Linked DNA regions of Mus musculus: region 2 is linked to region 1. The links are chromatin loops, found by intact Hi-C in ENCODE. Cell type or tissue: heart. All regions are shown on one strand. Links, peaks and the distances in the headings refer to the core of each region. The heading gives the core; the rest is flanking DNA.

The links. Peaks named below come from ENCODE experiments on the same cell type or tissue, not always from the same donor. Only the 100,000 strongest peaks of a DNase experiment are listed, where the experiment ranks them.
Region 2: a loop joins it to region 1, with 3 times the contacts of the local background. A loop is called at or near these places in 2 of 42 quality-filtered maps.

The regions. Positions count from the first base shown.
Region 1 is chr4:138,416,781-138,432,677 of GRCm38, forward strand. It overlaps the pseudogene Rpl38-ps1. Among named protein-coding and RNA genes, the nearest start is that of Mul1, 9.9 kb to the right of the region's middle. In heart, for the core only: a CTCF peak has its summit at 10,116 (motif pointing left); DNase peaks (open chromatin) are centred at 9,800, 10,121, 10,431 and 10,771; H3K27me3 peaks cover 1,015 bases.
Region 2 is chr4:138,105,713-138,121,609 of GRCm38, forward strand. It overlaps Eif4g3 (eukaryotic translation initiation factor 4 gamma, 3), which reads left to right. Exons shown (of 35, transcript NM_172703.3): 11 at 14,634-14,742. Among named protein-coding and RNA genes, the nearest start is that of 1700095J12Rik, 25 kb to the right of the region's middle. In heart, for the core only: a CTCF peak has its summit at 6,302; a DNase peak (open chromatin) is centred at 6,299.

The DNA.
Region 1 (15,897 bases), core at 9,029-11,528:
GAGACAATCAGTTTTACTTTAAATCAAAGTGTATATAGTTTTGGAGATAGCAGTAGGGCTAAGAGGGTGGGCAAAGGCCATTGGCTGAAGACTAAAGCCCTCAGATACCTCGTTCGCATGGGGAGGCAGTCCAGAAATCTCAGGTGATAGCTGAAGAAGTTGTTAACGGGAAGAAAGGAAGCTGAACCTGTAGTCTAACCAAGGTTACGTGACATCTCACAGGTAGAGGATGTGGGGTCTGGGGTCTCCCTTGGCTGAAAAGAGGAGGCTTTGCTGACAAATGGAGACTGCCATTTTGCCCTGAGCTATCTGGACAGTGGTAGGCTTTGACCTTAGTTAGCGGACAACTCCTCAGGTGGCCATGCTTATGACCTTCTCCCTCCTTGCTTCTTTGTCGGTCCACCCCCTGTCCCTGCCACCCCTCCCCCACTTGACCCAGGTCTCACCCTGTAGCCCAGGCTGTCTCACATTTTCTGTAATCCTCCTGTTTTAGCCTTCTGATAGAAACTACTGGTATGTAATACCATACCTGGCTCTGCACAGTTGTGTTCTTTTAAAAAAGATGTATCATCTTGTTATTTGTGTGTGTGTCTGTCTGTCTGTGTGTGTGTGTGTGTATAGACTGTATGTGTGTGTGTGGTGCCTGCAGAGACTAATAGCAAGTGTCTTCCTTAGTTTTTCTACCTTACTTTATTTATTTATTTATTTATTTATTTATTTATTTAGTTAGTTAGTTAGTTAGTTAGTTAGTTAGTTAGTTTTTTTTTTTTTTGAGACAGGGTTTCTCTGTATAGCCCTGGCTGTCCTGGAACTCACTTTGAAGACCAGACTGGCCTTGAACTCAGAAATCCGCCTGCCTCTGCCTCCCAAGTGCTGGGATTAAAGGCATGCGCCACCACCACCCGGCTCTACCTTACTTCTTGAGACAGAGTCTCTCACTGTGCCTGATGCTCACTGACTGCTGTGTTCCGGGGTTCCACTTTCCACTTCTCCCTACCTTCTCAGTGCTTGCCCTAGTTAGGGATTTACTGCTGTGAACAGGCATCGTGACCAAGGCAACTCTTATAAAGGACAACATTTAGTTGGGTCTGACTTACAGATTTCAGAGGTTCGGTTCATTATCATCAAAGTGGGAACATGGCAGCATCCAGGCAGGTATGGTGCCGGGGGGAGCTGAGAGTTCTACATCTTCATCTTTATAAAGGAAGCCAAGGAGCAGACTGTCACTTCTGCACTGGGCAGAGCTTCAAAGCCCACTCTCACAGTGATACACTTCCTCCAACGAGGCCACACCCACTCCAACAAGGCCACACCTCCTAATAGTGCCACTCCCTGGATGCATATATAGATGCATACCAACATAGCTGGCTTTCGCATGGGTGCTGGGGATCTGAACTCAGGTAGTCATGCTTGTGGGCTGGTTCTTTCCTAAGTTATCTCCCTAACCTGAGGTGAGGGTAGGATCCAGTTCCCTAGGGACAAGGTCTTTCTATGTAGTTCTGGCTCTCCTAGAACTCTCTCTGCCTTTTCTTCCTGAGTGCTTGGGATTAAAGAAAGGCTTGTGTCACCACTGCCTGGCTCAGCCGTGTTCTTGATGGCAGAGTATAGGTTTTGTCTGTCCCCCTTATCTATGCCTTCGGGTGGTCCACACTAGCTGTGCAGTGAATATGGGTTTGGAATGAGCATCTAGCTCTCGGGCTGAGCTCTTTATACACCAGCCCCAGACACAGCAGCTGGTCGCTTGAAGCACCTGCCACCTGCTGTATGCTGGGCGGAGTCCACAGTGCACAGAGTAGCTTCCCAGAGGGCTTTGGGCTGCCCTTCAGCCTGGACTGGCTTTGGGAATAGCTTGGTTCACGTACTACTCAGTGAGCTTTGGTTTAATTCCTTGATGTGTATTGAATTCTCAGCGGAAGGCACGGTCCCGCCCCTCCACTCCAGGAGATGTCTAGAAAGAGCCTCCTTTCCCTCAGATTTGAACCAGAGATGTGTGTGTGTTCAGTCTGGAAAACATGGTATTTGTTGCCATAGCAACTGAACTTCTAAAACCATGGATGTCAAGTACCATGTGGATGCTGGTGCTCATAGCAACTGCCATTCTGCATTTGGGGGGCGGGGGGGGGAGGAGGAGAGAGTATGCCTTGCAGTCTTTCTGCCTGTGAGTTCGGCAGGGGAGAGAAGGGTGAGGTGGGCAGTCAGGATTCCTTCTAGAACAGGTACGACAGGGGTATTTTAGAAATAATGAGGTTCAAGGCTGGACCCCAGTGCAAAAGGAACTCTCAAGTTCACATGTCAGAGCTCCATACCCTTCCCCCAAGGTAGGAATCTGTTCCCCACCCCTCTCACCTCTGATACTGCTCAGATCTCTGGATGTTTGCAGAGATCCAGCAGAGACACACATGGGCATAGACAAATTGATAGGCAGACATAAGCGCCTGTGGGCCAAAGCTCTAACAAATGTAGCCATCACCATTCACCAGTCTTCCTGTTTATCACATCCTTGCTCCATGTGTATAAACATAATACTGAGTGCCTACTATGTGCCTGCACTCGGGCCTCAGGAGCAGAGTAGACACGATTTGCTTCAGGGTGAGCTCCATGCTCTCCAGCCCGGAGTCTTAGCAGATGATAAACAAACGAGTAGGTTGCACTGAAGGCTGAAAGAGTGGGGCGGGATCCGAGTATCTCGGGAAGGAAGGGGGTGATTAACTGGGGAGAAGCTGCTGGCAGGCGGCGGGAACCGAACCAAAGAATTCAGCCTCGGTCTAGTTTCTTTCGAGGAAAAGGTGGACCAAACCGTATTCATCCCCTGCAGTTGGAAAAGAGTCTCCATGAAGTCTCTCCAATGCATCGGGGACGGAGGCTTCTTCTGCTGCGCTGTTGCTGAAGTCAGGCTGTGTCTTGGGATCAGTATCTGCGCTTAATCAGGTGTTTCCCATCTCCAGCTGCACTCATTAGCAGTGTCACCTTTGAATCAGGAACAGCGGTGACTTCCCCTCTTCCTCCCAGACCTCAGAGCCTCCCATTTGCCTTTTACACCCCTGCCCATGTTTCCCTGAAGAAGTGTGGCCTTCCCCACCAAAGACAGGCTGTGGATCCAGTTAGAGGGACCCTGAGGGGTGGCGCCTGCCTTTGGTGATGTGTATGGATTCCGGAGCCACCATTTCCCAGCCATGGGGTCCTCTCTGAGCCCCAGCATCCTCATCTACAGGATTGTCATGCCACTTGCCTGCTGGGTAGGTTGCTCTTCAGTTCATCCAGTCACCAAGTGCACACTGAGCACCTACTATGTGCCAGGCGGGAGTCAAGAGTTGAGGATGTGACAGGGGGACAAAAAGTACGATCTGGTGGTCTCGATGCACTCACATCACCAGGGATAACCACTCGTTATCATCATTTGGATCTACAGCTTGCATGGTCATTGGTGCTCTGGAGACAGCTAAACAAGGACAGGGTGGGGAGAGCCAGCGTGGGTGCTGGTAGCCGAGGCCGGGTCCCTTTGGGAGCAATAACCAAGGCGACATGGCTCAGGGAAGAGGCTTCGTATTCTTGATTCTATCCTTAGGATTGGCAGGGTGTGTGAAATTCAGTAAGGAATCAAGAATAGCCCTCCCTCCCTCCCTTCTTCCCTCCCTCCCTCCCTCCCTCCCTCCCTTCTTCCCTTCATCCTCTGACACCCTCTGGTGGGGTCTCACTATATTAGCCTGGAACTTGCTTTGTAAATTAGGCTGGCTTCAGACTTACAGAGATCTTCCTGCTGCTGCCTCCCGAGGACTGGGATTAAAGGTGTGTATGATCATATCTGCTTTGCCCCTTTCTCCCTGTCTGTCTGTCTGTCTGTCTCTGTCTCTCTGTCTCTCTCTCTGTCTCTGTCTCTCTCTCTCAACTGGGATCTCATATATTAGGCTAGATCAGCTGGTCATTGAGCTCCAGGGACCTCCCTGTCTCCTCCCTCCCCAAAATGGGGGTTATAGGTGTGCTTTCTATGTGTCCGAATGACCCCTGGTCTTCATGTGGAATTTTACTGACCAAGCAACCTCCCCAGCCCCAAGAACCTCATTTAAAAACTTGTTTACCATCATTTATTTATGTTATGCGTTTGTGCATGCGGACTCTTGGTCATGGTACTAATGTGGGAGTCAGAGGACAGCTTTCTACTGTGTGGTTCCTGGGGACCAAACTCAGGTTATGAGGCTAAGTGAGGGCCAAGTGGAACCTCGCCACCAGACAGAAACTGGCAAGGTCGAGCATTAAGATTAAGAAATCCTGACAGTTCTCATAATTGAGAAGGGTAGGTGTTTGAATTTGTCCTGACCTGGTTCTTGTCCTGGAGCACGTAGCCAGGACACCCCATGTGAAGACTCTGACAACTGGTCACATAGCATAGAGCCCCAAGTTCTCCATGTTAATGAGGTATCTAGATAAGCTGGCTCTGAGGGTTCAGCCAATAGACTCCCCTTCCCCAACATTCCCTCCTGCAAAAGGTGTTTAATCTCTGGTCCACCCTGAGTCTCTATGTACCTTTTTCATCATGAATAAACAGTTTGGATAAGCAAGGGCTGTCTCTCTCATCAAGAACCGCCGTGGGGGGAGGCGCTAGCGCTGCAGCCCCAGTCTCCTGCAGAAGGTTCCTCATTTCCTCAGCGCTCAGGACAATCACCCTGAGCTAAATGCCCCACCGGCTATTCCCGCATGCCTCCCGTCTGGATGCCTGGAAGGCTAAACCTCAGCATGAGCCTGTGCTGTGTCTCACCTGGGCTGGAGCCTCCATCTTAGGCTGTATTCCACCATCCTCAAGTGGGTCTTCACGTTCTTCTGCCTCTTTCTCCTCTATCCTTGATCTGCCAGCCAGAGGCGGCCATCTTCCTGGTTGGTGGGGTGGTGTCCGATGTTTCTTGCAGGAACCCAGATAGGCTTAGGCTGGTCCTGTGGGAAAACACAAGTGAAATCCCTCCTGCTTGTAAGGAGAGGATCTGTTCCCTTCCAAATTCCTTCTAAAGAAACACGCCATCGTACTAGGATGGGGGGTTAATTTTGGTGTGCGCCAATGCAGGGAGATAGGAGGGTGTTTGGAGTTTTTGTAGATGTTAAATATGTTTAGGGTAGTTAGAGCTATCATTAATTGTACATTAGGGGGTAGGTGGTTGTCTTTTGTTTTAGAAGTTGGGCTTTCAGGGTTTGATGTGTGTTTCTACCATTCCTTGGCCCCGAGAGTTGTGGGGGATTCCCACAGCTTAGCAGCAAGCACCTTTGCCAGCTGAACCATTTCACTGGCTCAAGGCTAATAGCCATTATATATGTGATGCTTCAGTAGGTAAAAGGTGTGACTTGGATGTTTCAGACTAATTATTAGTCAGACCCTTCCCTCTGCCCCTGGACCACAGTGCAAACCGTTAGCCTGAATGGTGCAATCAGAATATTGCCCTACACTGAGGTCAGCCCTGATACTGCCTTTCCCACTTACACTCAGCCTGGGTTTCCCTGTTGATCCTAATTTGCTTCTCATTATTGGGCTAAAATGCTGGCCAAAAGCAACCTGGGGAGGAGAGGGTTTATTTCAGCTTGTAGGTTGTGTCCAGTACCGAGGGAAATCAGGACAGGAGTTCAAGGCAGGGTCCAGAAGGCAGGAACTGAAGTAGAAGCCATAGAGGAATGCTGCATATTATGCATACTGGCTGCTTTGTTTCCTTGTTTGTTCTGCTTTTTTTTTTTTTTTTTTTTTTTTGAGACAGGGTTTCTCTGTGTAGCCCTGCTGTCCTGGAAGTCACTCTGTAGACCAGGCTGGTCCCAAACTCACAGAGGTCCACCTGCCTCTTCCTCCCAAGTGCTGGCATTAAAGGCGTGCGACATCACTATCTGGCACGCAGCTGAGGCTTACATGCCCTGGAGTGGCTACACCACTGCAGTGAGCTGGATCCTCTACATCAATTATTAATTAGCAAAGTGCATCATGGGTATGACCTCAGTCCGATCTGATGGAGCAGTCTCCCAGCTGAGGTCCCCTCTTTACACATAAAGCAAGCTGATAACCAAGATTCGCCATCATAACTAGTTATTTCATTTTAATTATGTACACATGTGTGAACACGTGTGCACATTAGTACAGCCCTCAAGCTGGAGTTTAAGGCCTGATATAAGTGCTGGGAGCAGGATTCAGGTCTTTTAAAAGAGCAGTAAGCTCTTTAACCTCTGAGCCGTCTGTCTCCATTTACCTTTACCGAGTTGGGTCAAGTATAACAGTGGGATGAGAGTCTTAGGGAGCCGACTTAAGGAGGTGTTTATGTGAATGGGGCAGTGGGCGGCTGCTTAGACTTTCATCCTTGGCTTTTCACTGGTCTCCCCTTAGCCTTGACCTTGAGTTTCCATGACTTTGTACAGAATGGATTCTTGGCTAACATAAACTCTCTCTCTATTTGTAATCTCAGGCTGAAAACATCCTCTAAGCTCATCTATTGGCCAAGAGCCTAAATCGTCTGAGCATTTGTTAATCCTGAGAGTAAAGACCACTGTGGTGGTTTGAATACGCTTGGCCCAAGGAGTGGCACTATTAGGAGGTGTGCCTTGCTAGAGGAAGTGTGTCACTGTGGGGGTGGGCTTTAAGACCCTTGTCCTGGCTGCATGGAAGCCATTCTTCTCTTAGCTGTCTTTGGAACTAGAGGCAGAACTCTCAGCTCCTCCAGCACCACATCTGCCTATACAGTCTTGCTTCCTGCCTTGATGATAATGGACTGAACCTCTGAACCTGTAAGCCAGCCCCAATTAAATGTTGTCCTTTAAGAAGAGTTGCCTTGGTCATGGTGTCTGTTCACAGCAGTAAAACCCTAACTAAGACACCCACCAGTGCAACATGTTAAATTAAGCAAGCTTTGTTTTTTTGTCACACAGGGCTATCTCTCTAAAGCAGGACTTGAGAGAATACCATTGCATATAGGAAAAAGTAGGGTTTATATGGTTCAAAAACAGCAAGAGTAGGGGGTTCCCAAAGATTTTTGGTTATATAGGAACTTGCAGAACATCTCATCAGGGCAGAGGTTAGGGTATAGTGTTGGGGTAAGATTTTTGTACACAGTGTGATGGTGTGCCTCTGTTCTTCCGCACCTGCCTAAGGCATTCTCTGATTGGCTTTCATAAAGAGCTGACAGTCTATAGCTACACAGGAAGTTGAAGGCAGGACGTCTGGGCATAGATAGGGACTCTGGGAGAGAAGTCTCCAGCCAGATGTGGAGGAGTCAGGCATACCAGGATGGAATGAGAGGTAAGAGGCCTCGTGATGAGTGTGAATTACAATAAATGTGTTAAATAAGTTACAGGAGCTAGTTGGGAAATCGCCTAAGCTAAGGCCTAAACTTTCATAAATAAATATAAGTCTCTGTGTCATTATTTGGGACCTGGCGGGTCAGAGACAGTGGTATAGAACATGCCAAATTCTAGAAAATGGGTCAAGACATAGTCAGACAGGAATGAATTCATTTTGACCTTGTTTTTCTTTTATGAACATTGGTGTTTTGCTTACGCTTGTGTCTGTGTAAGGCTGTTGGATTCCTGGAACTGGAGCTACAGACAGTTGTGAGCTGACATGTGGGTGCTGGGAATTGAACTCAGGTCCTCTGGAAGAACATCCAGTGCTTTTAACTGCCGAGCCATCTCTCCAGCTCATTAATTTGACCTTGTACTCAGATAGCTTCTCACCTTAAGATGGAGTCAGGCTTGTCCATCAAGGTTTCAGTTGAATAGACAGTTGTGTCCTGTCTGCAAGTTTGTTTTGTCTGAGCTTAGATATGTAGTGGAGAAGGTGGGACTTTCCCCTTCCTCTAGCTGGGAGACGTGGGGCTCATAATATTGAAATGGCTATCCATCTTAAGGAAGCCACGGAAGGAGGCAGCTACCTCCATTTTCATTTGACAGATAAGAGACTGAGGCTTTGATACCACAGGCACAGGCAGGGTGGATCTCACCTGCGGTGACACCTGAGGAAGACACCCAGAGGCCTCAGGTGTCACTAAGATGAGAAAGTAAGTGGTGGAGAGATGGAAGAGAAAGAAAAACCAAAGGATGTGTGCACAATGAAGAAAAGTAGAACTGGAGATTTGACAGTAGTGAGGAACTGATGTGAGAAGCCTGGAATGCCACCTGAGGCTGTGGTGAGATCCAGGCCTGGGGCTGCCATTAAAGGCCATGTGTGGGTCCATGGCCTTGCAGCAGTGAGGGCCTGTCTTGATGTCGTCCGTGGCCCATGTTACTATCAAAGCCTATGCAGACATCTCTGGTCTGCACTGCTGCCTACGGCCTTGCTGACATCTGAGGGCTCTGCAGGTTGGCACCTGGGCAGCATGGGAAAGCTGGCTCCGAGGGCATAAGAGCAGGCGAGTTGGCCTTGCACTGTACCAGCGGTTGCATTTGGGAAAGCAGGCCCTGCACCTCGCCTGGGCAAATATCAGAGAGGAGTCCCAGTGAGGAGCCAGTAGCAGAAGCCAAAGGCCTCAAACTAGACCAATGATTCACTGCAATGAACATTTGCAAAAAAAGCTGTTTGGGCAAAAGGGTGTACTGTGTGACACATGGTGACACACGGCAGCTCCCAAAGTGAGTTATTTTTGTAGCTGTTGTTTTGTTTTGTTTGTGTTCTTTTGAGGCCAGGTTGCAAGGGCAGAGGGCAAATATGGAGGGATGGGGAGGTGAGTGGGGTTGGGGTGCAGGATGTGAAATTCACAAAGAATCAATAAAAACTTAGAGAGAGACAGACAGACAGACAGACAGACAGACTGACTGACTGACTGACTGAGGCTTAGCTGAGTATAGTGTAGCAGCCCCGTGATCCTAGAGCTTGGAAGATGAGGTGAGAGGACAAGAAATTCAAGGTCATCCTGACCTGAAGTGTGAGTTCAAAACCCATCTAGGGCTACAAGAGATCTTCTTTCACTAACCAGCCAAACTAAAGAAAGCCACGCTTTCCCTGTTTCTCTTCGGTTCTCGTCGCTGTGCGGACGCCAGAGCCGAGCCCGCGTCGCCATGCCTTGTAAAATTGAGGAGATCAAGGACTTTCTGCTGACAGCCCGGCGGAAGGATGCCAAGTCTGTCAAGATCAAGAAAAACAAGGATAATGTGAAGTTCAAGGTTCGCTGCAGCAGGTACCTTTACACCCTGGTTATCACAGACAAGGAAAAGGCAGAGAAGTTGAAGCAGTCCCTACCCCCGGGTTTGGCAGTGAAGGATCTGAAATGAACCAGCCCTCTGCGTGTGACTATTAAAAACCCTGAAAAGTCAAAAAAAAAAAAAAAAAAAAAAAAAAAAGAAAGCCACACCACCACCACTGCCACCACCGCCACCGCCACCTGTTAGGTTCAGGTAGATGACAGGCCTGGCCAGAGATGGCATGGCTGACCTAGCTCTCAGGCACCTGACTCCCACGCCTGACTTGAGTGAGCCACCCTTCCTTACCAACAGGTTGTAGATGTCTTCCTGTTGGCTACATGGCTCCTGTGGTTCCCGGGCGAGGGTAGGGGTAAAGGTCTTTTAAAGATACTGCCACAGAGCCTGCTGGTGAGCAGTGAGCTTGAGCCTTTCCTGGGCTCTCGAGGGACCATAATTCAGTCAGTGCCTTCCTGAAATTTCCCTTGTCCGGGCTGAGGTTGTGGCCCAGTTGATAGAGTGCTCACCATCTTGCAATAGGCTGGCGTTTGATTCCCCAGCATTATGGAAACCGGGAAGCGGCCCTGATGATGCACATCTCTGATCCCAGCACTTGAGAAGGGGAGGCAGGAGTCGCAGGAGACTGAAGTCATGTTCGGTGAAGTCATCATGGCACATCCTTGGCTTCGTAGTGATGAGGTTGAAGCAAGCTTAGGACACATGGGACCCTGCCTCAAACCGAACCGAACCAAACCGAACCAAACCGAACCGAACCAAACCAAACCAAACCAAACCAAACCAAACCAAACCAAACCAAACCAAACCAAACCAAACCAAACCAAACCAACCAACCTACCACGCAACCAACCAATACAAAACCAAAGTCTTTTTTTCCTTTCCTTCCTCACTTCCCTAGAGCCTGTCTCCCTCATGGGCACCAATCTTCTGTATCCCATGCTCCTGGTGCCCCCACGTGGCTGAAACTATCAACTGCAACAACCATTGGCCATTCCCCGTGACGTAAAATGACTGAAAGGCTTTTAGAGGGTGAGTTTATGCAAACAAATCATTTGCATTTTCCCTAGTGACGGACTGACCCGAGCCTCGATTTGAATCCAGGAATTTTGTCTTCGACACCAGCTCTCCAGATGGGCTGTGGTGATAAACATTTGAATACAAGCGATATGGTTCACAGATGGAAATGACTCAGTTGCCGGGTTGTTTCGGAGGCCAACGATATTAACTGAGTGGGATGTAGCTCAGTTGGCAGAGTGTCTGCCTCACAGGTGTGAAACCCTGGGTTAGCTCCCCGGCACCGCATAAACTGGACACAGTCCCTCACACCATGAGGTAGAGGCAAGGGGAATCGGGGGCTCAGGGCGATTCTCCACTGCACAGTAATTTCCGAGTGAATCTAGAACACATGAGACTCTGTCTCAGAAAGATACATAACACTACATTCTACTGAAGCATGTACGGTGGATAAGCCCTAAGTGATGTCTCCTGGCTGAGCCTTGGTGCCTGTATTTGTGAGCTGGGGATTAACATAGCCCTCGTTGCTTTGCTGGGGTGATGATGATAGCACGCACTGCTTCATGGGAAACCATGCCAGATCCAGCTGCCAAAGCTAACCACACCCTAAACTTGCACAACCTTTGAGAAAACATAGAGGAAATGTGTGTGAGTTGCCTATTGGTTTTGAGACAAGGTCTTACTATGTAGCCCTGGCTGGTCAGGAACTCCCGGTGTTAACTGGGCTGACCTCAACTCACCGGACGTCCACCTGCCTCTGCCTCTCCAGTGCTAGGATTAAAGACACACATCACCACATCCAGCTTGCTTCAGTGTGAGATGGTCTTGCTTTGTAATCCAGGACTGACCTCCCATCTCCCAAGCCTTGTCCTTACCTCCCTACTCTGGGACTCCAGAGTCTGTTTTCATGCCTGGCCATTTTTGTGATTTTAATGTAGACAAAAGTGTGTGTGTGTGTACTCTGTGTGTGTTTGTTGCATGTGAATGTATATGTGTTGTGTGTGTGTGTTGCATGTGTTAGCACTTTGTCTAGGCTCCACCCCACAGTTACCTGGCAACAGCCAGGTGTACCTGACTCACTACAAAAGGGGCTGCCTGTCCCTTTCCTCTCTTGCTCTTGCCTTTTTGCTCTTGCTCTGTCCTCTGGTCCCTTCCAATCTCCTCATTGCCCACCCCCATGTGCTCATGGCCAGCATCTACTCCTCCTCCCTCTCCCTCTCCCTCTCCCTCTCCCTCTCCCTCTCCCTCTCCCTCTCCCTCTCCCTCTCCCTCTCTCCCTTTCTCTGTCTCTCCTACCCTCTCAACTCCCCTTCCCTTGCCCTGAATAAACTCTATTCTACACTATACCATGGTGTGGCTGGTCCCTCAGGGGGAAGGGATGCCTCAGCAGGGGCCCAAAGAGGCGTCCCTCCCCCCACATGACTACACCTCCACCAGACATATTCCTTCTTTCTTTATTTTTATACAACACAACAGTATGTGTGTGTGTTGCATGTAATGTGAAAGTGTAAGAGTGTGTGTGCACTATATGTATGTGGTGTGTGTGTATGGTATGTCTGTATGTGGTGTGTGTTGCATGTATGTGTGTTTGTGTGTGTGCTATACATGTGCTGTATGTGTGTGGTATGTCTGTGTATGTGTGTAGTGTATATGTGGTGTGTGTGTGTATGTGGTGTATGTGTGTGGTATGTGTGTGTTGCATATAGTGTAAGAGAGTGTGTGCTGTATGTGTGTGTATGTGTGTAGTGTAGTATATGTGGTGTATGTGTGTGTGTGTGTGTGTGTGTGTGTGTGTGTGTGTGTGTGTGTGTGTGTGCGGTGTATGTGTGTATGTATGGTATATGCAGGTGACTGTGTGAGCATACACACCTGTGAGCTTCCACATGGAGGCCAAAGCAGGACACTGAGTGCCTTCTACTCCCTGCCTTACTGCTTTGAGACAAGGCCTCTCACTCTCCCCAGAAGTTTACTAGCCAGAGAGATCCCAGGGTTCCCCACTCTTCACCTGGCTTTTTATGTAGCTGCTGGGGATTTGAACTCAGGTCCTTGTGTTTGCAGAGCAAACACCTTTGTCTCCCAGACCACTCCTTTAACCCACAGGCAATGATTTTGTAGATGAGCCAATAAAAGCAGGACCCCTAAAGGGAAACCGGTTCTGCTGGACTTTATAAATCCTCGCAACTTCTGTTCTCCAAAGGAGAAGTCAAGCTGGAGACAGGAGGAAATGTCAGCAAGTCAAATATGTGATCTCATCAAGGGCTGCTATCAAGAATATATGAAGAACTCTTGGTAACCAGAAACCAGGGTTGGGGGTATGGCTCAGTGGTAGGGTGCTTGCTTAGCATGCACAAGGCCCTGGGTTCAATTCCCAGCACCACAAACAAATCAAAAGTAACAACAACGACGACGATACAGACAAAAGAAGCCAGGAATGGTGACATGAGCCTATAGCTCCAGTTACTCAGTGGGCAGGAAGATCACTAGAGGAGGAGTTGGTGGGTAGTGTGGGTAACATCCACCATACAAAACAAACAAGACAAACATAAGGGAAAGATTTCAACGGATGCTTCACCTGGTGGTAATTAGTGTTTAAGAAGGATGCTGATGTGGGCTCTAGGTGTTCCTCCGTGGATGTCTCTTCTTTTAGGAAGCCCCAAAGCCTGAGTCCTGTGAGCTCTATGGCAGTGCTGTCATTGGTAGGCCGTGTACCAACTCTGCAGCTTGTAAGTAGTGACTGCTTCCTTTCGGGGCTTGCACTGCAATGACCCTGCCCTGGAATCTTCTCGCTGTTTGCTTTGCTTTCACTTAATTGTTCCTCCACACATTTCCATCAAAGCTGAGCTCTGATCCCATGGTTAACTGACCCTAGCTGCCCATAGCATGTTAGTTTACTGCTCCTTTAAGCTTTTGTTCTTTTTTATTCTTTAGGAAAGAAATCTATGTGGGAGCTGGAGCCATGGCTCATCTCTTAAGAGCACTTACTGCTCATGTTAGGTCCACCACTATGTGGAACTCCAGTTCCAGGGTACCCGATGCCCTCTTCTGGCCTCCACAGGCATTGCACACAAATGGTGTAGCTAACATACAGGGATCCATAAAAAATAAATCCGTTTCATAGCACATTCCATTTTATGAACTCTGAGTTTTTTTTAATTGATTGTTAAAAGAAAAATGTCACTCTTGTGCCCTCTGAACCCCCTCTCTGTACTGGGAGAGAATACTGGGAGGGATACGTGCTCATTAAAACTATGCTTTGGACATGGTGGTGTGAGGTGGCTCAGTGGGTGAAGCTCCTGATATCTAAGCCTGCTGGTCTGAGTTCTATCCCAGAACCCACTAGGAGGAGAGAACTGACTCCCATGACCTCCACACATGCACCAGGGCATGCCGATGCCCCTCTTATACTACTATTGCTACTACTAATAATAAATTAATAATTTTTGTTTGTTTTCAGAGCAGGGTTTCTCTTCATAACAACCTTGGCTCTCCTGGACCTGCTGGCCTTGATCTCACAGAGAGCTGCCTGCCTCTGCCTCCCAAGTGCTGGGATTAAAGGTGTGTACCACCACACCCCACAAATTAGTAATTTTTTATTTTTTATTAAAATAAAAATATTTTAATTAAAATATTTTAAAAAATATTATCAGGCTTGGGGCACAACTCAGTTGGAGGTGCTTGCCTAGCACATACAAGGTTTGAACCCAATACCACGAAAAATATGCTGAGTATATCAGACAATTTTTGATAATTATGTCAGCTGTCTTCCCAAGTGGAGGGATATTGATCTCATCATTCTTCTTTTTTTGTTTATTTGTTTTTGTGTGTTTTTTGTTTGTTTGTTTGTTTGTTTGTTTGAGACAGGGTTTCTCTGTGTAGTAGCCCTGGCTGTCCTGGAACTCACTTTGTAGACCAGGCTGGCCTCGAACTCAGAAATCCGCCTGCCTCTGCCTCCCAAGTGCTGGGATTAAAGGCATGTGCCACCACCGCCTGGCTATCATTTTTCTTTTCTAAATAAATAATTTATTTTTATTTTTTATGTTCATTGATGTTTTGCCTGCAAGTATGTCTGTGTGAGAGTGTCAGAAATTCTGGAATTGGAGTTAGAGACGGTTGATGGGTGCTGGGAATTGAACCCCTGTCCTCTAGAAGAGCAGCCAGTGCTCTTAACCGCTCAGCCATCTCTTCAGTCCCTTGTTACCTTTTCTATTTCCTGTTCCCTTTGGTACTAACCTGGCCATGTCCCTGCAGGTGCTAACTTGCCAGCTCTGAATCTACTTGATTCCTAGACCCCAGTGAATGCCTTCAGGGCATTTACCCAGTGACCAGAAGGCCACTTTTGCTTCTCTGAGGAGAACTGTGAACTTGGGTCTTAGGCAATGTTCTGTCAGTCTGTGATGTTGTCCTAGGTCACCTCCTCTAACTCATTCCTGCTTTAGGAGCCCAACGCAGGGTCTCCAAGTCAGAGATCATTCTTCACTGTGACTCAGTGAGGACAGCCATCCCCAGCTGAAAATGGTTCCCCGGGGACATCTGGCACAGCGGAAATTGTCCAACTCTCATGCCTAACGAGACCCACATGGTGTAAACTTCAGCCTGTCTGATATTCTCAGCAGCACTCACGAAGGAATTCAGCCTTTGGCAGAGGAAAAGAAAGAAAGAGGCAGGGTTATTTTCAACCAGCATGTCCCTTTTGAGAGCGATGGGCTTTTTAACACGCTCCCAAGAAAGCCCTACAAGGGCCTGAAGGGTAAAGAAAGGATGCTTGGCTCAGTACCCGAGGACCCCAACCAATCAGCAGTGGAGACGCTGCCTAGATTTCAGTCTTGGGACCACGCTTTTGTTCTTTCCCTTGCAGTGATCCAAGGATAAAGGATTTTCGATTACTAAACAGGTTGGATCATGTCCTTCCTCAACTCAAAAGGTTTTGGATCGTAACCTCCCAAAAGATCATGAAGCTGAGGCCAACATTCTCCAGGAACCAGTTTCCTTCTATGGAAGAAAAAAAAGAAAAACCCTAAATATGATCAGCCTTTTGTGAATCATTCTAGAGACCCAAAAACATTCTCTTCTAAGCTAGGAGTGACACAGGGTTGTAATTCTTGCACTTGAAAAGCCCTTCAAGCAAGAAGATTAGGAGTTCAAAAGTCATCACTGGCTACTTATTGAGGTGAAGGCTGGTCTGTACTATCTGAGCTTCTGACTCAAAAACAAAAGGAACATAAAAGCAGTATTCTTCTCCATTCTTTTAAAAGTAAATAGGGTTGTTGGGCATGGAGGAGTGTATCTTTAACCCCATTACTCTGCAGGCAGAGGTAGAGAATCTCTGAGTTTGAGGACAGTGAGTCCTAAGCTAGTGAGCACTACACAGTGAGATCTTGTCTCAACAACAGCAAAGGAAACCAAAAATAGAATCCTATTCAGACACATTTGCAGTCTGCCTTCTCATTTTTCAACTCATAGATATCAGGGATCTGGGGACAGAGACACAGCTCCCCACTGTCACCCACAGCAGAGTTTCCCTAGACTTTTAGGGACTTCAACTCAGATCAAATGGATTCCTGGCTTCAACGAAAAAAAAAAAAGTGTTCCAGGGCCAGTCAGTATAATGAGACAGAGTTGGAGATTTTTATTATAGATATCTTGAGGGTTAGAGGAAGCATTGAGAAGACACACCCAAGTGTGGGAATAGGTTCCCCAGGGGAACATGGCAATTGACTGGCTTACCATTAGCTAGAC
Region 2 (15,897 bases), core at 4,809-7,308, 320 kb before region 1:
GCCACCCTATTGAGTGAGTAGTTATGAGTCCGCTGTGGAGCCTTAGGATGAAGTGCCGTGGAAGAGGGTGGTGTCACAGTGAGGATGTACGCGTTGTGGCCGGGATGCTTGAGAAGATTGTCCCCGTTAGAGTCTCGTTCAGGACCTACACAGCTGTGCTTCCAAGGCTGCTCTGTGAGTTTAGTCAGGCCTGACTGGTAAAGTATGTGGCTTTGGTCTTAGAAGAAATCGAAGAGTCCCAAGAAGAGCTAGGCTTGAGCAAACTGTGACTTGTGGCATTGAAATTGGTTGCCCAAGTTTGAAGCTTCTTACCTTGTTACTGGGTGACTTCCCAACGTAATCAGTCACCTGTCACCGAGAGCCCAGCAGACAGAAGCACCTGTTTAAGGGGATTGTTTGTTTGTTCTCATGGCTGGAAGGTGAGAGCCCCCAGAGCCGATTTACAAATGAGCATTAGACCAGAGGTAAGGCATGGCAGAGTAGCCAACCGCTGACTTGATTACCGCCACAGAGCCTCAAAGAAGTGCTCTGAGATATTGAGGTCACCAAGAGTAAGCGAGTTCAGTTCAGAGCCCTCGTAAACCTGTGACCTGTTGGCTTGAGTGGGCTGTGTTCCCCTTGGGAGTGATGGTCCTCTCTGTCGCAGTCCCCATTACAGAGAAGAGTATGTGGCCACCTCGGTTAGAGGGTTTCAAGGTTGTTACAGAACTTATTTTTGAAATTGTCTTCTTTAAACATTTTAAGTCTGAATGATTAAGAGTGTGGTTTTGTCTCCAGAATTGATCATGCAATGGGATAGTAGATCGGAAATGACCTACATACATGGTTTATTGACAGCCAGGTATAATTCTAGACATAGTGGCCTCTCGGACGGCCTGGCGGGTGCTGGAGTAGAACTTGCAGTTGGTTGGTGAGGACATGCACACTTTGCACCCTTTAGTCTCTTTGCAAACATCAGTTAAGATAGGGTGTAGTTGACAACTTGAAATTCCCACCTTGAAAATCTGTACCTTTCTGTATTTTAATTCTCTATATGGTGTGTCTGGTTAGGTTTTTTTGTTGTTTTTTTTAAGGATTTATTTTTGATCATGTATATATGTATACATGTATGTGTTTTTATGTGAATGTCTAACATGTGTGTGGATGTCCTTAGAGGCCAGAAGGTGTGTCCCTCTGGAGTTGGAGTTACTCTAGGCTGTTGTCAGCTGCCTGGTGTGGGTGCTGGGAACCTGACTCCATCCTCTGCAAGAACAGTGAGTGCCTTTACTAGTGGAGCTCTCTTGCACCCAGCCCATTCCTGTCTTCGGATCTTGCAAGTGTGACCCTGTGCCTTCCCAGCTCTTCTTCAGTCCTTACCCCCTTCCCTGGGACCACAGGCGCAAGCACAAGTCTTGGTGTCTGTATGGTGGGTGACAACTCAGATAGAGACAGTGATTGCTGTGGAGAGCCTCCAGTCTTGTCTCTTTTGTGTTCTTACATTTGAATCCACCCGTACAAATCTTGGCTCTGTGTATGCGTGGAGTCTGTGGGATGGATCGTAGCTGTTTAATTGATGAGTGTACTTTTCCTCTTAAAGTCAACAGCAGAAGCATTACAGCTTCTGGCTTCATTTCTGGGAGGTCATGGAAGCTGTGCCCATAGACGGCTGAACTTGGTGAAGGGAGATTATATCGTGTCAAAAAATACTGAGTCTGTTCTTTTCCTAAAGGCTGCAGGCTCTGAACATTGGCGCTGAGTTCTCTTTCTAGAAAGCCCTCGGCACAGGGCCTGTAATAGACATTTGAAGTTAGGACACGATCCTGGATCCACCTGTTGTTGTTGTTGTTGTTGTTGTTGTTGTTGTTGTTGTTGTTGTTGTTGTTGGAGACAGGATCTCACACTATAGCTCTGGCTGTCTTTTGTTCTCTAGACCAGGTTGGCCTGAACTCACAGAAAGTGTCTGCCTCTTTGCCTCCTGGGATCTGGTATTAAAGGTGTGGGCTCCCCCAACCCCGCCTGCCAGTCCATCTTGAATGGCTTTCTAGTTTAAGAGCTACTATGAGGACAGCCTTCTCTGTTGGTGTGTTGGGCCAAGCATGTTTTTGTTCTCATGGTGTACCTGCTTTTGTTTCCAGTTAGCAAGAAGTCTGGGTCTTTTTCTGCGCTGTCCAGAATAAAACTGTAGGTGGGTAAGCTGGTTCTGACAGGCTGTTTCCTTGGGTGTTTGAGAGTAGATGGTGCCCTCTAGTGGTAGCAGTCTTTATGTAGGCCTTGAAGTTGGGATTGCTCTGCCCTTAGCAGCAGCAATGTTACAGCTCTGGGCTATAAAGACCTAACCATTCTATCCTTCTCCCTGTACCCAGACTCCACAGTCTCTATCCAGTGGCCTTCAGCAGTGTTTATCCTTCAGGCTCAGCCTCTGCCCTCCCCTGCCATCTTTCTTTTACTTTCTTCTGCCCTGGCTGTTCTTAAACCATCCAGTTTCTTTTTCGTTTGCTGCCAAGCAGCCACTGGCTGCCTTGCCTCTTCTGCTGAGCTCTGCCAACTGATCACCTGCTGTTGACATGCCTACTGACTCTGCCACTGAAGACACTTTGATGTCTATTTTTTTTCTTGTGAGCTCAGCCCATACAGCGGAAAGTAGGCAAGGTACAACTTGTCAAGCCTTTTATTGGACCTAATGTCACAACAACAGGAAGGGTGACACTTGACAGCATCTCTCTGCAGAGTCAGTACTTGAGCCTCAACAGTGTGCGTTTGTATCCAGATGAGAGGTATTTGAGACAATCACAACTCACCTTGCGTGCAAACAAAGGCTGATGTCTATTCCAATCACAGGCTTTCTTCCTTGGGCTTTCTGCTAGGTCAGCAAGTGAGGTGCTCCCCTTGTGTCCCAGATGGTAAGGGCTACAGGGTCACCTGGAGTCCATCATGGTCTGTGCTAGCACAAACTGACAACTGGAGCAGACCTGGTTGGCTGTATGTTCAAGAGCTGGGGCAGACTTTTGTAATTGTGTAGTTTTTTTTCAGGCATCCCTGGAATGTTCCAAATGGCCATTGCTGGCATGCAGCGTGTCTACTGGCTACTGAACTACAGCCCTTCAGTTTAAGGTAGCCAGGATAGCAGTGGCACCCCCACAGCTAGGGGGCATAGGGAATTCCTAGGAAATCTACTTATCCTACCCTTGGTGTCTCTGCCTAATTACCAGGAGTGCTCCCAACGAGAGAGCTCTAACTGCTTATTCCCAAGGGTGACTTTAACTTGTTTTCATGTTCTTTTCTGAAATAAGGGCCCTGGCCCAGACTGATGGCAGTTCTTCTGCCCAGCCTCCTAAGGTTAGAATGGCAGACATGTAGCACTATACTTACAACAAATTGTAGCAGTGCTTTAACCCTGCTTAGCATCTGACCAGACTTCATAGCAGGTGGGATCCCATTACTTAACTCCTTTGAAGTCCCACACAGTTGCTTGTGCGTCCATAGCAAAGCTGACTGCTGGCATCCAGGCTGCCCTTGGTTTATGTTCAGGGTTGTACAGCATAGACTACACAGAGTGGCAGATCATAGAGACCGGGTACTAGTGGGTTAGGTGAGGTTGTATTAGAGAGTCCTGGGAGTTCAAGAATGGGATACAGACAGACCTTACAGAAAGATACCTTACAGAAAAATGTAATGTAGGAATATAACACACACAAGTTAGTAAACAGTTGAGTGCTGTACTTTGCCCCTGCTGTGGTTTCTAAGGCTCTCTTTTAAGGCTGACAGCACATTTTAGCTTGGCTTCAGTCTGCAGGTCTGTGCACAGGTCAGCTGAGTGAGGAGGTTAACCCACAATAACTGAATCAAGACAGCATTGCTCATAAATCGTGTGGGACTCAGGGGTCAGCAGGTCACAGGAAGCATGAAGGCATCAAAGAGATCAACCAGTGGGGCTGAGAGGGGAAGAAAGACCGGGTGAAAAGACTGGACCATGCCTTCTGTAAGGCCTGTGCCTATTCTCTGTCAGGCTCCCCACGGACTTCAGTAGTAAGGAAAGATGACTCTGGTGAAGGAGGCAGGTCTTCTTTTGTCTCAGTGTGTTGTCATAGTCATGGATGTGTTGGCTTTTCTGCCAGTGGGATTCATAAACAGCCACACATGGAACTTAACTGAGCTAAGCTGAAGGAGTCTGCATGGAACTCATGGCAGGCCTGAGTCACTGAAAGTCACCAGAGATGGCCGCTGAGGGTCCATTGACAGGAACAATCCTGGGGTCCACATGACGAAAACCTGAAGGCAAAGGGAATTTTTACTGTTGCTGTCTGCTCTAGGCGTCGGTGAAACTACAGGCTGTCTTCCCTAGTAAGTTTTTAGATGATCTCTGTGTGCCTCCTACAGATGTTATGTGTCATACACATAGAAAGTGTGCTTCCTGTGACCATGGCCCCACCAGATGGTCACCGTGCTTGGACGTAGATGTATGCACAGGTCTTAGAGAACGGATGCTTTTCACCTGAGAGACAAAGATTCCACTCTTAGCGCAGCCTAGTCAGTGTAACTACTACAGTGGAGAAGAAGCAATGGTATCCGCGCCCCCCCCCCCCAGTAGCAAGCCCTTCGGCCATTGGTGGTGGTTAGTGACCAAGAGAGGTTTCTATCCTCAGAATTACCTGCTGCGTAGCAGCTGGCCTCTGAAAAGGAACAGAAGAGATTAGATAGATAAAATTTTAAAATGTCCACGTGTAGTCAGTGATGTGTAGACCAGAAGGTGTTGGATCCCCTGGAATGGGAGCTACCATGTGGGTGCTAGGAATTGAACGTGGCTCCTCTATAACAGTGAGAAGTGCTCTTAAGTTCTAAGCCAATTCTCCAGCCCCCAAATAGATTTTACAAACTACTGTTCATTTTATTTCTTTCGCCCTCCTTTCTCACCACTTTTAGGATCAGCCTTCGAGTAAATAATAGCTGAAACTTGGTAAAGGGTCTTGTGGCAAGGAGCACAGGTCAGGGAAAAGTTGGAAACGGAATCATTGGCACATCTTGAATGTAAATCTTCTTCTGTAGTTTGGGGAATTGCCAGAGCCATAGGGGAGTTGTCCCTTACAGAACAGCTCCACACACACACCCCACCTCTGGGAAATGGAATCTGCGACAAGCCATTTCATGCTTTAACAACTAATAGCTTCATGCTGGGTTGGCAGCACAGGTACACTCCTGTGTTATTAGTGTAATTCGATCAGGAAGGAGGCAGGACAAACAAACAAGAAAATCCCGCTTTAACTTTTAAGTAGCGATCTTGTCATCCATGTCCAACCAACTCGTCCAATTTGGCACTGACGAGTTGGTTGCTCTCTTCTGAGAAGCGTATTTTTGTAGTTTTAAATGGTGATTGTAGTAAAGATGGGAGTTATTAAATTAAGTCACATTGTTCTTGTTAGTATGGTAGTGTTAGTACTAGCCCTTGAATGAAATGTTACTATTCAGTATGACGAGCCTTAAGGACTAAGCTGGCATGCATTCTTTGTGTTTAAATGCAATGTCATGGTGAACAGTGTCTGTTGCATGCTTAACTGTTTGGATTTAGAGTGAATTGTGAACTGGGTGTGGTGGTGCACACCTTTAGTCCTAGCACTTGGGAGACAGAAGCCAGGGGGCAGCCAGGGCTACAACAGAGAAACTCTGCTTCAAGCCCCCCACCCCCTAAAATAGCTGTTAGAATGGATTATACCCAAGAGATAACAAAACTAGATAAGATCTAGTTTTGGCAAAATATCTTCAGATACAATTTAGATTCCCCATTTGTCTTAAATCAGTCAGGAAATCTCACTGCCTTAAGACCAATTCTGAGTTTTCTTGCACTTCTGGGTAGAAGCCAATGAAGCCAGTGTTTAGGTTGTTTAGCCAGTGTGCTTTAGGTTGGTTATAGAAACCATCATTCTCATTAGATTTTGTTTTCCTAGTTTTGTAGACTACAGTTAATCAAACTCTGAGTGAGTTAGTCTTTGCTTTTAGAGCGTAAGGCTTCACTTTACATGTGTTATGAAATACACTGAGCAGGAGTAAGGGACTCCTGGCGGGCCTCCACCAGGGGATCCCTCTCAAATTTGCCAGGCCTAATATTAAAGGTTTATTGTGGGAAGGGAGAGGAGCAGGGACCTGGAAAGGGGGCAGAAGAAGATGGGGAGAGGTGAGAGGGACAGTTAAGGGCAGGAAGAGAGAAACAGGCTGACCAGGAACACTTGGGGGGAGGGGGAGACAGAGACAGAAACTGAGATGGAGGGAGGAGGAGGGAGACTTGGGTAGCAAGCAGTTCTCTCGAGTGCTGCTGCCCTTGTCTCTCACCAGTGGCAGCACGGGTAGTACTGGGAGATCGAGGTGACAGCAGCTGTTGCTAGCTAGCTGTTGGATGGAGCCTAGTAAATTGCACGCCCTCTGGACACTGGAATCAGCTGTGGTGGTGGCATGCGCACAGTTCCTGTTCCCTACCACCTGTTTTAAGAATGCCAGGCAGTGAGAGTGGAGACTGTAACCATCCAGAAACTGATGCACATTGTTATGAGGAATTAGCATCTGTCCTTCATGTTAGCATTCGATCTGTCCTTCATGTTAGGTCTAGAAAGTTAGAATAACTTCCTTGAACAAAGTAGCACATGCCTGTATCTCAGAGCTTGCAGGAGCAGGGGGAACAGAAGTTGTGGTCATTTTCAGCTAACTATTGAGTTCAAGGCAGCCTAGGATACATGAGACCTGTCTTTACAAAAAAGTGCAAATGAAAATTAACCTAGCTTTATGTCTGTACAAGTACAGGTAATCAATCTCTGGAAGTGACAGGAAAGAGAAGGTTAGGAGGTTAGGCCCCAGGTCTGAGGTCTTTTCAGACCCTTCTCGCTGAATGTATATGCATGTATACATTTGCATGTATGCATTCGCATATGTTCTGTGCCTTTGGGTTTATGTAAACCATTTGCCACAGCATCTTCTTAACTCACAGAAATCAGATTCATGCTTTGCCACAGGTATAATTCCCAAGGGACAGTTATAGTCTACATTAGGACTGCCTGCATTCCGTTGTTTGTATGTTAAACAGTTTAATTGACAGGCCATCAAATTGTTTCAAATTGTTTCCTATTTGTGTCTAAGTGAAGCATTTGGAGTGATGTTTCTGCCTGTTTAGGGTTACAGAGTTTCCCTTGGACTATATTGGATTCTCTCTATCTCAGCAGTATCAGAGCATTCCCCTTGTTTATAATTTTTTTATCTGACAGATTAGAAAAAAATAATCAAAAGAAAAAAATAACCATGCTTAGTTCTTATAGATTTCTGAAGTGAAGAGTTTTTATTGTCTTGTAATTTCTGTGTGCATATACATTATTTGTCTTTACATATTTGTATTGGGATACTATTTGAGTTTTTTGCAAGAGCCCTTTATATGTTAAAGGAATTCCTTGACATATATCGTTTACTTTGGTTTTTGCTGCTGTGACAAAATACTGTAGGCTGGGTAATTTATAAACCATAGAAGGTTGTTTGGTGATTCTAGAACACAGTGCTCCGGGCTCAGGCCTTCCTTTATCATTCCAATTCGAAGGTGAATGGGAAGGAAGAGGTAGCAAGAGGGAGGAAGGTGGGCAGGTGGGCAGGCAGCCCTGAGGGAGAGTGGGCATTCATTAACAGACCTACTGATTGTTTGATGGGTTTTTGTTGTTTGTTTGGTTTTGGTAGAAGACAGGATCTATTTTGCCTTGTCTGGCCTAGAATTCACTTTTATAAACTAGGCTGGCCCCAAACTAACAGATGTTGAAACTAAGGGTGATTGACACCACATTGGGCTCTAAGACCATTCTTACTGTCTTGAATCTATCAGGAGCTCTCGGGAGTCCAGCAGTCAGGCCCTTCCCTGGCTTTGCAGCTGTGTTGGCCATTACACTTCTAGCAGGAAACCTCACACATGAATTTCTTATTTTGTGTTTGTTTTGTTAATGGCAGAGTCTATAACTCACTATTTACACTAGGCTGCCTCTATGCCTCTCAGTCTAACTTCTCCTCAGTGATTTGTGGGGGCTTGGCTTTAATACAGCCCTTTCCTGATCCAAGACAGCACAGGCAGTTCATGTGTCTCTGCCCTGTGCTTCTGCTAAGAAGTCCTTTCCTTCATTGTCTCTCTATGGCTTTTGCTGCGCCCAGGTTAGGAAGTGATGGGTTGTACTGTTCCATATAGTGTCAACAAAACTTTGTCCTTAGTTTCCATAAAATTAGTTATGTTCCAGCATCTCAAAGTTAAAGGTGGAACTCATGGGCCTTTTCTCCCTCCCTCACACATCCCAGACACCTAGTCTTCCTGTCTTCTCTCACCCTCCTGCCTCCACAGAGCTTCCTAGTGTATCACAGACCTGTATTAGGTAAAATTCACTCATGGCCCTCGCCACTTCCTGCACACTGACTGCATTAATCTTACAAACTGTATCCTTCTATTTTCTCTTCCCTCTGGTTGAATCCTCCACAAGCAGTCAGAATTAATCTTTACTTTTAAAATTCTAAACATTCATATATTATTTTGTATGTGGGAGTGGTTTTCCTGCATGTGTGTATTTCTGTGTTATGCCTGATTTCTGCCTCTGTGTTATGCCTGATTTCTGCCTGTGGAGGCCAGGAGAAGACATCAGATCACCCGGGACTGAAGTTACAGCCTCTTCAGGAGCACCCAGGCTTTAACAGCGGAGCTCATTTCTAAAGCAGAGCTCTGATTTTGTTACATTGCTATACAGGCCGATCATTCACTTCACAGTCTTCTGCTCAGAGACCCTGAGTGAACTTGCTTTCTGCAGTCCACTCGCCAAGGGGCTCCCATTCACATCCCCCCCTCCTCAGCGCAGTTCACTGTACTCCCCAGATGCAGCCTCTCGGACAATAAGACCCCAATTGTACTGCCTTTAAACACATTTTAGCCCTCCAGTGTCACATTTACAGCCAGGTGGAGCCAGTACATTGTCTTTGTGCTCCTTGTCTTGGTATTTATTTCCTTTGACTGGATGTCAGGTCCATTCCATTCTGGAGAATTTGTCTAAATTCCAGTAGATTCTCAGTGTTTTGTTCATAGTTCACACAGATAAAGAACTGTCTGCGAGTCTGTCTGTCCATCGGAAGTATGTTTTCTTTCTTCCTCATTGCGTCTTTAAAATTAAATTATTTTGCTATTTGTCTTGGGTGTTTCTCAGTGAAGGCCATACTTGTTTATATTCTCTGGACCTATGCATATTAAATATAGGAGACATTTTATATGAGGATTCCTTATGTTATTTGCACATAACTGTTGGAAGTCTTTGCCTTCTTCTCACATAGGGTGGGCACGAGCTGTTAGTATTTGTATTTCAAGTTTTGTTGCCCTGTCTTCTCTGATACTGTGAGTCTGCTCTAGCATATAGGATCCATGGCCCCACCACCCACACAGTTCTCACAAATGAATGTATTGGGTTTTTTTCTAGATTTCCCCTACTCCAGCTATTTCAAAATCTTCCAACATCATAGACTAGTCAAGACCTGGTTGGTGCGCCCTGAGCTCCTCTTGCTAAAACCCTCTGCTGGGACACTGTTGAGTAGTCACCCTTTCTGGACAGAAGCAGTGGCTGGATTGTGCAGAGGAGCATGAAGAACAGTTCTAAAATCCTGCTGCTTTGCCCACCGCCCAGTCCGGAGCTCAGGCCGTCCTCGAACTCTGCGGTCTCAGAAGTGCAGGGGCAGCTGCGCTCAGCCATGCTGGCCACCTCCTCTGTCTAGCAAGGAGACCCTCTGGTGCTTTGTGGCTGTTGTCTGTCTGCTACATTGTGAGACAAGCTAACCGCGCAGGCTGTGCTTGAATCTATGGCAGGCTTCCGGTCTCAGCCTCTCTTGAGTACTGGGACCTGGGCCGAGCCGCCATCCCTGGGTTAAGGTGTTTAAGGAGGAGTGAGTCCCTCTTGTATTTGGGGAGAATCTGTCCTTGGCTCCCAAGTCCTCAGTAAGCGTGACCCTCAGTGTGACCCTCCTAACCAGAATTAGAAAGCAGTTCCCTGTGTTCTTGGAAGCTCTTCACACCCTGATTTAGATTCCCCTTTCACTGTGTTTGAGTCTGAGGGTCTCTATGTTCCCTCCTAGCAGTGAGGACCTGCATCTTATCAAGGTTTTACAGGATGGAACTTGGCATTGGCACACATTGTAAACTGTTGAAGCATTGAGGGGAGATTGCTGACTTAGTCCTAGTCTATTGTGATTATCTGGCATCTTTATGGTTTTGTATTGTCGTTTGCAGCACTCTTTGGGGACAGTTTTTTCATTCCTACCTACTGAGGTAAGGAGTGTGGGATTCTGTGAGTGTGTCAATGTATTTATTTCTGCTGGAAGTCATTTTCTTTGTGTGTCTCCAGATGTTCCTATTAGAGACTGCATTTAATGTACTTTGTGATTTTTATGACACATTAAGTGAACCAATTCATGGTATTCATGGTTTGGGAACACAGGGTACGCACGCCCCTGTTCGGCTCATGGTGGTTGAATTGAGATTATGCCAGATTAAGACTAATAAAGAACAAGATTAAAGTATTTCTATGTTAGTATTGTCATTTTCTTCATATTATGTGATATGAAGTGTTCAAGGTGACAGTAGTACAGACCCTTTAGTTCTTGCTTACCCAGCTGAGCCAGGGGCAGCATTTCCTCACAGTTTACACAGTAGGTGGCAGGGCCTTAATTTCCTGCTCACTCATGACACACTCAGCTGTGTGCACTGTATACGTGTGTTCATGCCAGTGTGCATGTGTGCAGCTAAGTGTGAATTTGTACGTTTGTGCAAGTGGCCATCATGTGAGGGTGTGTGGAGGTCTGAAGACATTGTTGCGTGTTTTCTCATGATCAGCATTCATCTTTATTTTTGTTTTCTTTTTAGTAAATTTTTTCATATATTTTAATCATACTCTTTCCCATTTCTTACCCTCACCTCCCTATCCACTAACTTCATTCATGCTTAAGTTTGCATGTGCTCTCTCTGTCTGTGTCTGTCTCTCTCTCTCTCTCTCACGCACACACACACACACACACACACACACACACACACACACTCACTCATTCAACAGTAAGACAAAAAAAAAATTGAAACATAAAGCTCCGTATTTGTTTTCAGACCTGGGACAAGGGGCTGAGGTGCAGATTTTACACATCAATGCAGACCTGGCCTCCAGTTCTCCCAGCATCCCTCAGTTTCTACCTGGCATACCCTGCATGCAATCCTGAATTTACCAGGGCAGAGGTTGGGCTGCCCTTTCCCCAGAGGTTCCTCCCTATATAATCCTGACATCATTATTATTATTATTTTATGATTATTTGTTTATCTTGTTTATTGTAGCTGTCTTCAGACACAGCAGAAGAGGGCAACAGATCCCATTACAGATGGTTGTGAGCCACCATGTGGTTGCTGGGAATTGAACTCAGAACCTCTGGAAGAGCAGCCAGTGCTCTTGACCACGGAGCCACCTCTCCAGCACCCTCCCCCTTAATTTTTTTCATTTAAAGATTTAAATATGAAAGAGCATTGTAACTGTCTTCAGATACCCCAGAAGAGGGCATCAGATCTCATTGTGATCCACCATGTGTTGCTGGGATTTGAACTTAGGACCTCTGGTAGAACAGTCAGTGCTCTTAACCTCTGCGCCATCTCTCTAGCTCTTATCACTACATTTGGTTTCTCTTCTCTTTGTGGGTGACCTCTTTCTCCTCCTACCCCGTCCTGTACCCCCCCCAATCCCTCCAAGGCCACCCCCCCCCAGCCTCTATCCTTGGGGCCAGTGAACTTGCCCAAGAGCACCTTCCCAATAAACCTGCCTTTAATCTAATCTGATTTAATTTGGCTGTTTTCACTGGCAGTGGAGAACTTACCCATCACCCTGCCCCCTCCTCCCACCAAAAATGGGGTTCATATGTGTCTACTCCTGAGCAACTTCCACATAGATGCTGAGCTCTGTGGGAAGGGGTTTGATGAAGACATCCCATTTAGGGTTGAGTGTCTGGAGTCTCTCACTCTCTGCTCTTTGTCCAGCTATGGGACTTTGTTTCCCCCCCTGTCTACTGCAAGAGGAAGCGCCTCTGAAGAGGGCTGAGCCAAGCACTGGTCTGTGGCCATAGCTCTTTGTTCTTAGGAGTCCTTCTGTTGCTTTGTTCAAGAACCGTAGCAGCACATGCTCCCTCAGGGCCTATGTATGGGCATCTAGGTTCAAGTTCTTGGTGACTTTAGCAATTTTAGGTATGGCTCTGTCTCATAGAATGGACCTTAAATCCAATAAGAAAGTGATTGATTATTCAAATTATCATACTATCTACCTTTTTCTTTGAAACATGGTTTCAGTAAACCTGAAGTTGATGGATTAGGTAAGGCTGGCCAGCCAGTGATCTACCACCAGTGTGTACTCTGTCCCCACACTGAGAGCATGGCAATGCCCTCTGGTGCTTTTCCACGGGCTTTAGGGTCCTGATGTGTAGATAGGATAGCTTCCTGCACCTCCCCCCTTTCTGTAATCTCTCACTGAACCAGTCAGCTAGGCTGGCTGACCAAGGACTAATGTGACCTACCTATCTGTTGCCTCCCTCACCTGACCATGGAGTTACATGTGATGCTACCACATCTGGCTTTTCCACAAGTGCTCAGGTCTTTACATTTGTGTAACTCACAGCTTTACTAAGTGACACATTTCTCTAACCTCCCTTTCTGAGGACTCTGCTTTCTAGGGCTGTTAATTCTTAATGTCTGTAGGGCTAGTGATTGGACTGCTCCCCTGCAATGCTGGAGACCCGCACCAGGTTTCCTGCCACAGCCAGGCTGAGACTTGTAGACTGTTTGAGGGCATGTCTTCAAAGCTAGCTGGGCACTACAGAAAGAGCTTGTAGCAAACAAGTGAATAGTAGTTATTTCTTTCATATGGTTTTAAGGCATTTTAGATGGACTTTTGGTATTTAGAGATTCATGGGTCTGTCTGAGTAGCTGCTTACCACCCTAAGCCGTTTATGTGATACTTGTCAACCCAGGTATTAAGAAGAAGGGTCCTCACCTGACCTTCTGAGAAGCTGCAGTCCGTGGTATTTTCTTTAATAAACAAAGCATACAAAGTTTTCTTCTGTGTGTAGTTAAATGTTTATTAAAACACTAAATAACTTGGATTCTTTTCCTTTTTATCTCTCTTTGGCCCATAGAATTGAACAGAATCAACATTTTAAATTTGGACTCTGAGGCCTTCCTAATTTTCTATTTAATATGTGTTTCCCCAGAAACTCAGGGACTCAGGATAATTGTGACAGTTGCCATTTCTTTCTCTGTGGTTCAAAATAAAAATAGCGACTTTATCTTTACTCTGATCTTAGTAGCCATTATCGAGAAATAATTGTGTAGTGTGAGCAGTTTGATGGTGTAATACATTTGCAAAGTTGTGGCATTATTTCCTTTCTCATGATATTTTTCTCCCTGCACATACAGCTGTGTATAAATTACATCTTGCACACCCTAGAAAGCAGTGTTATTTATTATCTATTATAAGTGATCTTTCACATTTATAGTTCCACTTTTTCTACACAAGACAGGATTTCTTTTTGCAGCCCTGGAACTCAGTCTGTAGACCAGGTTGGTTTCAAACTCCGAGATCCACCTGCCTCTGTCGTCCTAGTCCTGGGATTAAAGTACGCCTAACTAATTGTACTTTAAGAAGTTTAAGACACGTAACTGAAAGTATTTTTTGCTAGCCCTACCCGTTAAGTAGCCCCTATCTTAACCATCCTGCACTGCTCCCTCCCTGCCTGTAGTAGGAAAGGTTTCTATGGCAGTTTCTGTAGAATTCAGTATAGGATACCAAAATGGGCCTTCGCCCTCGGGAGACACTGCTTTCTTCTGTGGCTTTTGTCTAACTGTGCACCTGCCTGGAGCGCCTATCCTTCCTTGTGTTGCTGTTTGCTCTAAGTTGCACAATGGCTCTAGTTTCCTCAGCCTGCTTACTCCAGGTTTAGCAGGCATTTTTTAGTACCAGAGAATGGCCAAGTATAAAATGGGAGTTTCTCCTGTTGTGAGAAGCCAGAGCTTTGACTTGCTTTTCAGATTCTTCAAAGTTTCCACGGCGCTGGCTCCATAGTGAAGGTGGCAGGGACCTCAGCTACTTTGCACGTTGCAGTCCATCGGAGAGCTCAGCGGCTGTGGCAGCCATCAGGGCCTCTCCACAGGCTTGGTTCAGTCAGTCACTGGATGACAAACGCTTATATGCCTGGTCTGCCCTCTGCAGGCAGATGAAGTGCTTTGCTGAGGATTTTACAAGGAGAGCTGACAGAACTTTTAGCCAGTCTGGGACGATGTTGAGTCCTGTCCCGCTGTGGCAGCCATGACTGCTGTAGTGGAGCTCGAGCCAGGAAGGGTCACTGGAGTGGTTGTGTGGGTGCTTGTGCTGTCTTCTCTGCCGTGGTTAATAGTAATCATCTCTTCTCCTCCCTCCCCGCTGCCTCTGTCCTCCTCTCCCCTGTTTTTATTCAATTGCCCTATATACACCCCCACCCCACTTTTCTTTTAATTTTGTGACCTCTCGCCCCCTCTGCCTCCCCTCCTTGCTTGGCTTCCATGTTGCTAGTTTTTATGTTCGCGTGCTCATTATCACCCTTTTTTGTACTTCAAATCCCAGCAGCTGCCCAGCCAGGTCCCTGAGCACAGCCCTGTGGTATATGGGACTGTGGAGAGCGCTCATCTTGCTGCCAGCACCCCTGTCACTGCAGCTAGCGACCAGAAGCAAGGTTTGTGTATGACTGTTTCCTCCCTCTATCTTTAGTCTCTTGTATAATGACATTGCTCACGGTGTCCCATCAGACACCCGAGGGTTGCTCTGACTGCTCTGTAGCAAATCTAAGGTAGAAAGTGAGCTTGTAGGAAGGGAGGGGAAGGGTCTTACATTGTACCTGCCTTGCTGTTGTTGTCTATGTGTGAGGAAACACTTAGCTTGAGGAGAGTGATCAAAGCATATCTCTCTATATATTGATTTACAAGAGCAGCACAGGTGTATTTTCACCATTTTATGGGGTAGTTGCTATTTCTCAGAGGAGATAACATGTTTCCTATAAGCCTGAGGCACCAGACCTCAGAACAAGGAGCTGAAGAGAGCTCTGGAAGCAGACAGGGGCCTTGGCTGTGATGTCCTGCTGGGGCCCCCACCTGGGCCTTGCAGTTTCTTCTACCAGAACCAGGGGTCTTGGGAGGACTCTCCCACCCACGTGTAAATGACAGCTGTTCCTCCATCATTGCTGATGCAGGAACAGTGTCCAGGCTTCTGCTACTGAGCAGGGCACAAGCTCCCAGGCGCTTATCGAAAGCAAATACGATGCCTTTTGGAGGAAAAAGCTTAAAAGTGAGAAGTGGTCTTTCCTTTCCTGACTGATGGATTTCACTTTGCCTTTGTGGAGCTTGTGTCCAGTGCTCAGTAGGAAAAGGGAGCAGGCACAGGCGGCTGCTGTCCTCTGCTTCTGGCTTCGCTCCCCAGTGGGCATCACCATTGTATGCTCTTTGAGGTCTCCATTCATCAGGTCTACTACAGCTAGCTTTTGGGGGTGTTGGTTGAAGTTGGGGTTTTTTATGGTTGTTGTTGTTTTGTATTTCTAGACTGAATTTCTCTGTGCAGCCCTGGCTGTCCTAGAACTTTTTAAATGTTATTGCTGATACTGGGAATGGTCCTTAAAATAGAAGTATTTGAGCAAATGCTCTTAATTTTAGCATGATTCCTTTTTTATGTTTTTTTACTTTTTCAAAGGGTTTGGTTTCACACAAGTTAATTACATTCAAGCTTTTTGAAAAGCTTGTTTGTTGGTTGGTGGATTTGTTTAAACAAAGTCTGAATACTGTAGCTTAGGGTGGCCTGGACCTTGTATGTAGCGTGAGCTGGCCTCTAATTCTTCAGC